Regions from separate parts of the Homo sapiens genome. Here region 2 is linked to region 1. Evidence: read pairs that join two places in POLR2A ChIA-PET (ENCODE). Cell type or tissue: GM12878. All regions are shown on one strand. Each heading gives the region's core, and the rest is flanking DNA. Links, peaks and the distances in the headings are about the cores only.

Region 1 (5,388 bases), core at 99-5,098:
TGTATTTGCACCCTGGAATTGAGGGTCCTAGAGGTCACAGATTCGAATGAAAGGGGCAGAAAGACTTGCAGCTGAAGACAAAGTCCAGCTGTTACGACTTTGCTAGAGATGAGCCCTATTTATCAACATCTAACCAAAGACAAATAGAGACAGCGCTTGAGCTATTTTTGTTGTGTCAGCAGCCATTTTTTGCATGATTTATGAAGGGATTTTGGCTTGAGGTTTTTTTTCTAATAGAGCTGTCTGTATAAAAGAGCTTTGTCCTCAAGGAAGTCATTAATCAAAATATTACTGGATTTCTCTACTATTAAAAATGTCTCAGCTAACCACATGAGCATGAATTCATCTCACAAGCTTGCCTCTGAATGCAGACTCCTAGGTGGCCTGGGTGGGTGGGGACGGGGAACACTCTTCAGCCACACTGTTCTTCTTCCTGTAGGCTGTCCACCCAGGTAGAACCTTCCCTGTCACCTCAGTTTCATTGTTTCTGCTACCTACAATATGTCCTGCTTCCCCAGATGTCTCTATGGTTTCTGAGCATTGGGAGGAGTCTCCTAGTGTCTACTCAATGACCCCACCTTCCCCAGTTTATGCAAAAACACCTGATGTGTGTGATGGAGAATCTGCTCTGATACCTTTCGACACTTGCTTGGAAAACTATTCACATGCTGGAAAGCAGAGGACTGTGAACAGAAAATCTAGCTAAACTCAGAACAAGTGACTGGGGCTGGGAAGATTATAGTGTGAGAGGTCGTTTGCTCCCTCCACTCCTTCTCAGATGCGAGGGTTTGCCTGCCTTCTGCTGGGATGCCCCAGCTGTTAAGAGGCTCATACTTCCAGTAAGATTTCCACAGGAGGCCGGGTGCGGTGGCTCACGCCTGTAATCCCAAAGTGAAGGCCGAGGCGGGCGGATCATGAGGTCAGGAGATCGAGACCATCGTGGCTAACACGGTGAAACCACGTCTCTGCTAAAAATACAAAAAATTAGCCGGGTGTGGTAGCGGGCACCTGTAGTCCCAGCTACTCAGGAGGCTGAGGCAGGAGAATGGCGTGAACCCAGGAGGCAGAGCTTGCAGTGAGCCGACATCGCACCACTGCACTCCAGCCTGGGCAAAGGAGCGAGACTCCATCTCAAAAAAAAAAAAAAAAAAAAAATTTCCTCAGGAACACAATAGTCTGGGTTTCTGCTCCCTTCCTCAAATAATCTCATTAAGAGAACCTTTCCAATGTGGGCCACATGGTCTCCTCTAGACCACGATACCCTTAGAACCTTGGCAAGTCATACACATGTCCCCAGGAGTGAGGCTACTGCTGAGTGACCAGTAGAACCCCACTTCCAGTCAACGCAAAGACTCCAGTTGGGGTTCAGCAGGGATCCTCTAAGACAGGGTTCTGAAACTATGGCCTGAGGGCTGGGCGCAGCCCACTGATTTCCATAAACAGTTTGGTTGGAGACAGCCATGCTCACTTGGTTACATACCATCCACCGCTGTTTTTGTGCTGCAATGCTGGAACCAAGAGGTGTTAGGTCACAACTGACAGACACCACACGGCCCACAAAGCTGTAAATATTAACTATCTGGCCCTTTACAGAAAAAGTTTCCCAACCCTTGAGTAGGATAATAAATCTTTGGATCATGGACATTTATTATTTAAGTTCATCCTTGTTCAGTCTTGCTGGAGAGAAGGAAGATTTAAGCTTGACAGACCAGATGCCGGTAAAATTAGCTCAGTTTTCTTATTCTCAAGAACTTTACGATCAGATCTATTATAAATACAATTCTAGAGACAGACTGAGAAAAAGTACTTAACTGGCACCCTTTTACTACAAACTGCACCCCTCATTAAACTAACAGTTCACAGAACACCGAGCACTTAACTTACTCCAGCTTTTTCCGGCAACTCTCTTGTCCTGCTGCATCAACTTGCCATGGTTTCACTGGCAGCCCCCACCCTTTCGCACACGATTCATTTAAAAAGTTGAGCTCAGACACATCCAGTCTTTTTTCTGAGAAGGTTACTAACCTTGAGATGTGAGTGCTGCTCGCTCTAACGCTTCTTCCCATCTGCGTCTTGGTTAAGGACTTTTATCGTATCCTGTTTATCGTGGCCTCCTAGCCTCAACACCCTCTTGGTCACTGCAAGCTCCCCGCTGCTCCCTCCCTTAATTAGCACTGCAGGAGCTGAGGGGAGCGTTCAGCCCACTCAGGAGCTGACTCTGCCCATGCTCTTGAGCTCTTCTCTCTACCAGAACTTCCTCAGATAGCAACTGAAGTGAATCACTAATATTTCATGAAGCGGGGTTTTTTGAAGTCAAGTTTACCTGCTTCTGGAAGCAACTTTACTATTGCAGCTACTCAGACTCATTCCAAACTCAGATAAAGTTCTGTCCCTCTTTTCCCCCAAAGAATCTATAATTTGAAAGGACGCACTTCTCCTTTGTTCTAGCTCTAAATAGAAACTACACTCCCCGCCGAAATCAGTTTGTTTCTTTGCCTTTTCTTCCTCGTGTTTTTTCCTGCCAATCAAAGCACATTAGATTCAGCCCTCTTTTTAAGTCAAGAGGCTTCCTTATCTCTGCCCATATCTAAGTATGTTTCGGTCTTACTTTCTAGATACTCTTTTTTTTTTCTTTGTCTCCCATTCTCCGACAGAAAAAGTACACAAGTCGGTGTTTCCTGAGAACGAACCCTGCATGTTTAGCAGCTTTTGTCTCTTAGAAACACTAGGTTTTTTGCTGCACCAGGCCATGGCAACGTTAGTTTTATTGATTCCTTTGATTTATTAGGTTATGGAGGTTCCCTGCTGGTTAAACCACCATGAAGGATTGTGGCTGAGGCTTTAGTGTGTAAAATTCATAGAAAGACTAGGAAGGAAGGACGTTTGACAGGTGAGAAGGCACTCATGGGGCTGCCCTACCCTGCACATTTAATTATGCATCGCAGGTACAGGACTGGTCTCTTCTGCTGGACCACCGCATATACGAAAGCAAGGGAGAAGAAAGTGCAATACTGCCTCTCAAGACACAAGTGTTTACTAAGACTTATTGTGGGCCAGAGGTAGCCAGAGTAGCCTTCTCAAACACCTGCCTGACTCTCGTCACTCCCTTCAATGCCTCACTGTCCCCAAGAGAATATCCAAATGTCTTACTGACTTGCAAGGCCTGCGTCATTGATGACTGCCATTTTCCCAGTGTTATGTCTTATAAGTCTTCTGCTCACTCCTAGCCTTTATTGCTCATCCAACTTACATTGTGTAATTTGAGGACAATGCTCTAATGGGGCAGGGCCTTTGCACGTGGAGTTTCCTCACCTCTTATCCCTCTCCCATCCAGCAGGTCTCAGCTCCAATGTATCTTATACTCTCCCTGGGGCCCACATCTGTCCTGTGAGTTTCCTGAGAACCCCAAATATGTCCTCACTGAAATACTTGCCACATCCTATTATGCCTATTCACTCGCTGCATTTTTTACTAGAGCCTGACAGGCACTTCCAGGCCCAGGTAAAGTCTCTTATCCCTGCTCTATCAGATCCTTGCACAGGGCCCTTGACCATGCCAGGTGCTCAGTCAGCACTTGTAGAATAGGACGAAGCCATGCAATGACTTCCATCTGTAAGGTTTCCATATTGTGATCACAATCCCAATTCCATCTTGTTTCCAATCTGCCATCGTTGGGGCTGCTTTTTTGCCTCAATTTTCGATTTTCTCAAGGAAAAAGACAAAAACAGTCTTGACCCAAAACACCCACTGATTTTTGCAGGACACACCCAAAGACAAGTTTTCTTTTGAGTCAAAACTCTTCCTCAAAATTATTCAGTGGGCCCTGAAGTGAACCTCACACATCGGCTGAAACAGTCACCGTCTACCCACGTGGTTCACAATAGGGTGAATGCAAATCCTATCTATCGTGACAGTAGCTGCTGCTCATACCTACAGGGACCTAGCTTGAAAGTATCTTTTGCTTACTCCCTGACTCACAAAATGCAGATTGATACAGGCTGGGGGGTTTTCCCAAATTAGTTTTTCATGGTCACTCCCTAATTCAGTGTTCACAGGCAAACACACACACACACACACACACACACACACACACACACACATCCTTCTCCTTATCACCCATAATAAAGCTATTGCTATTTTGTTTTTTATTTTTATTATTTAGCTATTGCTATTTTTAAGGGAGGCACAATGGAGATACCTTTTGTTGTTTCTCTGTAGAGGTTTATCCTCTCTGGTTTATTTAGCTTCCTCTTGGAGGCTCTCGAAATATGGTAATAAATACAAAGAACCCAAGACTTAGCTTTGAATCATTTCCAAAGAAACACAGGCATCCCAGTATCTTGGCCCCAAGGATGCAACATTGTTCCCCCAACATGGTAACTACAGAATTTTACTCAGCAAACAGGGGAAATGTTGAAATATCACATGATCGATAATAAATTACAAAACAAACAATAAAAATAACCTGAGACAAATTAAATTGCCCTATCCCTCCAGAGAACAGATGTCCTAAATGTTCTAACCAGCAGAACAAATGGACGTAAAGAGGGAAAGCAGTGAGATAGAATGAAGATTACCACTCAGAGATCAACAAGAGCCCTCTCTCCAACATTTTTTCATGACCCTTGCAAAAGGCTTTTTGAACAACTTAAAGCAAAGACACTCTTCAACCTTACCAGTTGCTGACAGAAGCAGGAAACAGCAAAAGTCATCACATCCCTAGTTGCAGCATCGCATCAGCTACCTCCTTCCTCTTTTTTTCTAAGGTCACCAAGGCACTAACTTGCTGTTCTAACAAAGGGTAAGGAAAGAAAGAATCAAGCATTTGCTCTGCCTTTCCTGTACAAATTATAATTCAAGGTGACCCGAGTTTCTCTTTATAGGAAAATTCAGCTACTAAGTGGAAAAAACAATCATAGTTATTTTTTAAGTCACCATTTTGCAACCCCTATTAAAATAATAGATGGAGACAATTGTTAATAGATGCTAAAACCATGAGGTGGAAGGTTAATGGGGAACCCTATGATGAAACGTGCTGCTGACTGACGATACCTGAGCCCTCAGATCAGCCGTAATCTTGCTAAATATGGCACAGCCAGGCATGAGAGGGACTCCCAACACGATGCAGCAGGAAGAAAGCAGCGCCACCTAGGAAGTCCTCTTCCCCGAGTAGCTGAGCCTGAATGCAGCCAAGCCTCTAGAAGTAACCAGCAGTGCATAGAAAATGCAGGCAATGGCTGGGCACGGTGGTTCACACCTGTAATCCCAGCACTTTGGGAGGCCAAGGCAGGCGGATCACATGAAGTTCGAGACCAGCCTAGCCAATATGGTGAAACCCCGTCTCTACTAAAAATACAAAAATTAGCCAGTTGTGGTGGTGCACGTCTG
Region 2 (5,388 bases), core at 185-5,184, 1.2 Mb before region 1:
TGCATAAGTACCGGAAATAGACTACTGTATCTTTTTAAAGATGGAGCAGAAGAAAGCTGGGAGAAGAAAGACAATTTAAGAGACAGAGAGACACTGCAGTGATCTAGAAAGATCATGATGGTTGTCTGAACCAGAGTAGTGGCAGTGAGAAAAGAAGACTGGGCAAATTATTGAAGTATAATCAAAAGGAACTAGTGCTGGATTTGATATAGAATAGAAGGAGTCAAGGATGACTTCCAGAATTTTTCTTTGGGAAACTGTAAAACTGGGTTGACATTTACATAGATAACACAGCAGGTCCATGGAGAGATGATGATTTCAGTTTAGATAAGCTGATGCCATATCTGTGTAATTTTCTAGTTGAGGGGTATAGTGGGCTGACAAATATGAGTATTGAAAATTCAGACAGTCATTGGGTCTAAAAGTAGATATTTGGGAGTCATCTAAAAAGAAAGATGGTAATTTAAACTATGAGGATGGGTGGCTTTATCCAGAGAGAGAATATACCATTTATATGTAGATTTATCTAAGAACATATGTGATGCACACCAAAGGATGGATGGAGGATGAGGCATCATCAAAGAGGGTGAGAAGGGCCAGCAAAAGAGGTCAAGAGGAAAACCAGGAGAGTGTTATGCCAAGACAAGAGATGTCTTCATGTGGGCAGGGTTGTGAACAGTATGAAAGGCTGTGTAGATGTCAACTAGAAGGATTGAGGTGAGTTAGAAAAATTAAAAATAAATAGAATATTTATGTACATGCATGTGTGTGTGTGTGTGTGTGTGTGTGTATTGTCACTTTGATGAATTAAAATCAGGTGGATGCAAGACTAAATAAAATTCTTGGCTGGAGAACTTTCAATCATTTGGCCATGACAGAAAGAATGGTACCTGAAAGTGAAAATGACTGAATTAAAAGTAAAGTTCATTGGCATACATGAAATTGACTAGAGAATGTATGGTATTTAACATCACGTGGGGAAAATCCGGACAGGAGGGAACGTTCAAAGATAGAGGAGAGAGAATCATGATTAAGTTTAGCTCGATGGGTCAATTGGCTTTATACAGGAAGATGGCCACCTTTTCCATTGCATCAGAAAGTAAGTGGGAAAAGAATGTTAAGTAGAGATAGATGATAACACCGTAATAAGCCTACAAATTAGGGAAGGGTGAAAAATAAAATAATTTGAAGACATTTATTGCCTAAATTTCAAATGTTGTTTTTTTGCTACTTAAAAGGAGCAAGGCTATCCTGTTACCTTTTGACTTTTCTTTTTTACTTTGGACATTTTTTTGCTGCTAGTTTCAACCAGAGAAGCTCTTTTTTATGTGATCTCTCGCCTCCCCCCTCAACCCCCATCAGAACACTTCCTGACAGCTGAGTCATGTCAATGGAAAGCTACTTCATATTCTTTTTCCCCAGGGAAAGGGGCCAGAGAGCTTTCACTGGGCACCCCGGGGACTACAGCTCACAATTCCTGCCAATGTGACCACAATCAAGGGTTTTGACATGCAGTTATTGTTTCATGATTTGTATACTCAAATCTTTTATTAAATATGATTTCTTTTGCTTTTGTGCAATCTAATGCAAATCAGATTGGATGAATATTTTATATTGTTCCTGTAATGTGCAGTATAATTTCCTTTTAAATATTTTTCAGATAGGTACTTCCTGGGCTTTTTTTTTTTTTTGCTTTGCTATTTTAGTTTTTCTATTATTATTACAAGTTATACTGTTGTAATTAAACATTAAGAACACTTGTGGATCAAGGCGTGGGTGTCTTTTTCTTTTTCATCCACAGTACAGGTTTCAAATGGTTGTATGGAAAGCTTTGGATAACCATACTTAGGGAACATTAAAAATGGTTTTATTTTGGTTGGCTCAATGGTGATCCAAAGAGGGGGTTGTGGTAGTGGTTTCAATAAAACTTCACAACCAATGGGAATCTTTTTTGAGTTTGTGTGGAGTGCCCTTAATGCTGGAAATAATCCTGTTGGCTAGGACTCCAGAACTGTACGGATGAGAAAAGGATGCAGGAAATTCTGTTGTTTACACATGTGGCTGCAACTGAGACACTGGAGCAGCCCAGCAAGCCCAGAGGGTAAGAGTGTTTAATAACCTTGTGGTTTTCTATTTAATTTTTATATTTTCCTGCTGAGGTACAGCATGTGTTGTTCTCAGAGCAAAGACAGTTGCTTACAAGATGCAGAGCAAAACTACTGTAGAGCTGGGAAGCAGAAGGATTTGGAGTTTCTTTTTAAAGTGATTCCTTCCTTTCCCCTTTCATTTTTCCACTGTGGGTGTTATTATCCTGACAATTTGTCATACATTTCCTGTCTTTAAAAAATAACTGTATACTAAGCAAAACTCAGGTAAGAATTTCGACTCTACATTTAGACAGTAATAGTATATGTTGATATTAAAATTTTGTTTCATTGTTCCAAATGAATGTGAATTAGTCATTGTGTTTGAAGTAATCTATATTCTTACAGTAAAAAAGTAAAATTGTTATGGAAATCCTCCTATCTATGCCTCATGTACCTTGAATTCTTTTCAATTGTTGAGTCTTCATGCTAAATTCTTGTATTCGTTAATGGAAAGTATATTTCAAACTTAGCATGAATATTGATTTCTTTACATGCTACCTGTATAGTGTGGAGGAGACAGGGATACAGAATAAAATAATAAAATCCTGTGCATAATAAAAAGTAATGCTTAGCTATATAGAAGTAAATTATAAAACTGAAAAAAAATCTCTGGAAACCTTTGGGAAGCATTTGCTTACGTTTTCTGCAAAGATAAATTATCAATTGAATGTCAAGTGAGTACATTTATTAAATATAAATATAAGAAAGATTCGTCAAAAAATATAATTAGAAATATGTCAGTAACATAGGACCAAAATATATAAAATATTTATTGATATTCTTATTTACATCAATACCAGTTTTTCTGTTTTCTAAAATAATGTGAATGTGTTTTTGCTAATAATTTTCATGGGAAATGGTGTTATTACAACTTTTGAGTAAATATTCTCTTGTTAGTAAAATATGTTATTGCCAATAAATATTTTTATATATCCAGTAAATATTCTTGAATTCTATTTCATATTTTAATGAAAGCAATAAATTAGAAAGAAGATTTATAAGTTAGCGATACAATATCTGTGTAGGTTTGTGTGACCTATTTGAATATATTCAGAAAAATGCTTTATGTGAATTGCTTTATTTTCCAAAATATCCTATGTTCTTATGAAATCATAGATAATTTCATTGTCTCTCTTTTGCATCCTTCATATGTTATCATTGGATTCAATAATTGCTTGATCACTGGGACATTGTTTCTGGGCCTCACTATGGGTTTGGCTTCAAGGTAATTTATGAATGTTTCATCTAATTATTACAGTTACAAAACAATGGCTGTAATTCTTAAAATACAAGAAATGCTCTCAGGTCGTCATATCTCTTATGCTGATATTACAAGACCAATTGAATTCTGCCATAATGCCAAAATATTCAGAAATTCCCTTTTTAGCAGGTATGTGAGTCCTAAAGAGATGCCAGAGGCTTTAAAGAAAAGTTCAACTTCTTGAACTTAGTCTTGAAAAACTAGTGGAACTTGGATAGGTGCTGAAAGCAAGAGGAATACTCTACTTTGAAGAAGTAATTGGCAAAAAGGGTTTTGAACACAAATTAGCATAGAGCATAAAAGAATGGTGAGTAATTTATCTGATTGGAGCAGAAAAAATATACCTTTGTGAGTATCAGACGTTGTACTCAATACATAGAACAGGAAAAATTGATAGAGCATCTTAACATTGCACACAGAAAAATGTGGCCTTTACATATCATACAAAGGGGACAATTGCAAGTTTCTGAAAAGAGGTGGAGTATCTGTGCCTCTTTTCATCATCTTTACCATAATCATCATCATCATCATTTTGCCAACACATAATAGCATTTTCTGCTTGCAAGGTGATTTACATACATATCCACAATTTTGATAGCTTTGCAAGAAAATGAACATTATTTTACACATTATTTTCATTTTGCACTTGAAGGAACCTGCTGTTCAGAAACGTTCAATGATTTGCTTAAAGCCACAGATAAAGAAAGTGAGGGAACCAGAATTTCAAATAATGTCTTTCTGGCTCCAGAGCTATTTCCACGATGTTGTGCTGGTATTCTAGGAATGTGAATCTGGCAGAAGTCGAGCAGAATGGTTTGAAGTGGACACTGGGATTTTAGGGTGCAGGGAGGAGGTCGTGAGACAACAGCCCAAAGATCCATTCCGATATTCTATAAATCCAGACGAATTACTGTTCTATCAGTTGGGCCACACTTTTCCTTTGGGAATTGAGAGAAGAGACTGACGCTGCAAATAAGGGGTAATTTTTACATTTAAATTAGCGGCCCTCAGATTCAACACTTATGCTTTTCTCTCTCTTACATTTTCTTAAATCTACTTAGAGAAGGTATCTTTTGCATTCTCAAAGAAAATGTCATCACTGATTTGCACTGAATATTACCTATTCACAAATGAGATGTGTGAGGTGGCCAGGAATAACACTGGGGATGTACTGACTTTCCTCTGTTTCTTTTTGATACATGGTATCAACGAACACTCAGCGACCAAATACTCTTAAAACTATGGAATGACCAAGTTATTATCAAATAAAGGCATTGTATAAGTTTCATTTCAATAGGTGAAAAGCATAAATAAAATTCACATTGTAATAGATAGTGTGAAATACAGTACATTCACAGTAAAAAAGAATAGAACTTATTTATTAACATGTTTTCCTTCATATATCCAAACCTTAAAGACATTACTTCTTCTCAAAGTAGAACTAGTATCTGGGATAACATTCATTTTCTTCTTCTTTTTTTTCAATGAAATAAAAATTATAGCTTATTTCATAACAACGAGGTTTTTTTGTTCAATGTATACATGATGGTAACTATGCTATCATTTTATGAACATACTGCCTACTAGTTTAGAATCATACTATCATTAAGTAGGCTTTACTGAAGGAGTATCTTTTTGCCGTACACGAAAACAGATGAGGATAGTTGAAATGCAAAGATTTGGTCACTGACCTTGAGATTTTATTTTTGTACAGGTTTAGGTTGCATTCTAAGAATATATTCTATAGAAGACATTTTGTATAACTAGTGCTCCATCCTCAGTGCCCTGACTAATTGTAGATGCTCAATGGAGATTGTGAGCTTGAGACCTTGATTGTAAAATGGAAAACTAGATATTGTATTGGAGGTTGTGCTCAAGGCCATTTAATTGTAGTCATAGCTTTGCAAAGGACTGTTAACATTATTATATACTTAAATATTATCCAAGTTGATTTATATTTAATGATATTTCCTAAAAGAA

The links. Peaks named below come from ENCODE experiments on the same cell type or tissue, not always from the same donor. Only the 100,000 strongest peaks of a DNase experiment are listed, where the experiment ranks them.
Region 2: POLR2A ChIA-PET joins it to region 1 with 5 read pairs; 2 of 35 experiments call an interaction of 5 or more read pairs at or near these places.

The regions. Positions count from the first base shown.
Region 1 is chr18:69,954,730-69,960,117 of GRCh38, forward strand. It overlaps a transcript of CD226 not described here. Among named protein-coding and RNA genes, the nearest start is that of CD226, 9.6 kb to the left of the region's middle. In GM12878, for the core only: no CTCF peak of the experiment used is centred there; no DNase peak of the experiment used is centred there; H3K4me3 peaks cover 507 bases; H3K27ac peaks cover 4,154 bases.
Region 2 is chr18:68,796,081-68,801,468 of GRCh38, forward strand. It overlaps CCDC102B (coiled-coil domain containing 102B), which reads left to right and starts at 2,000. Exons shown (of 8, transcript NM_024781.3): 1 at 2,000-2,101. In GM12878, for the core only: no CTCF peak of the experiment used is centred there; no DNase peak of the experiment used is centred there.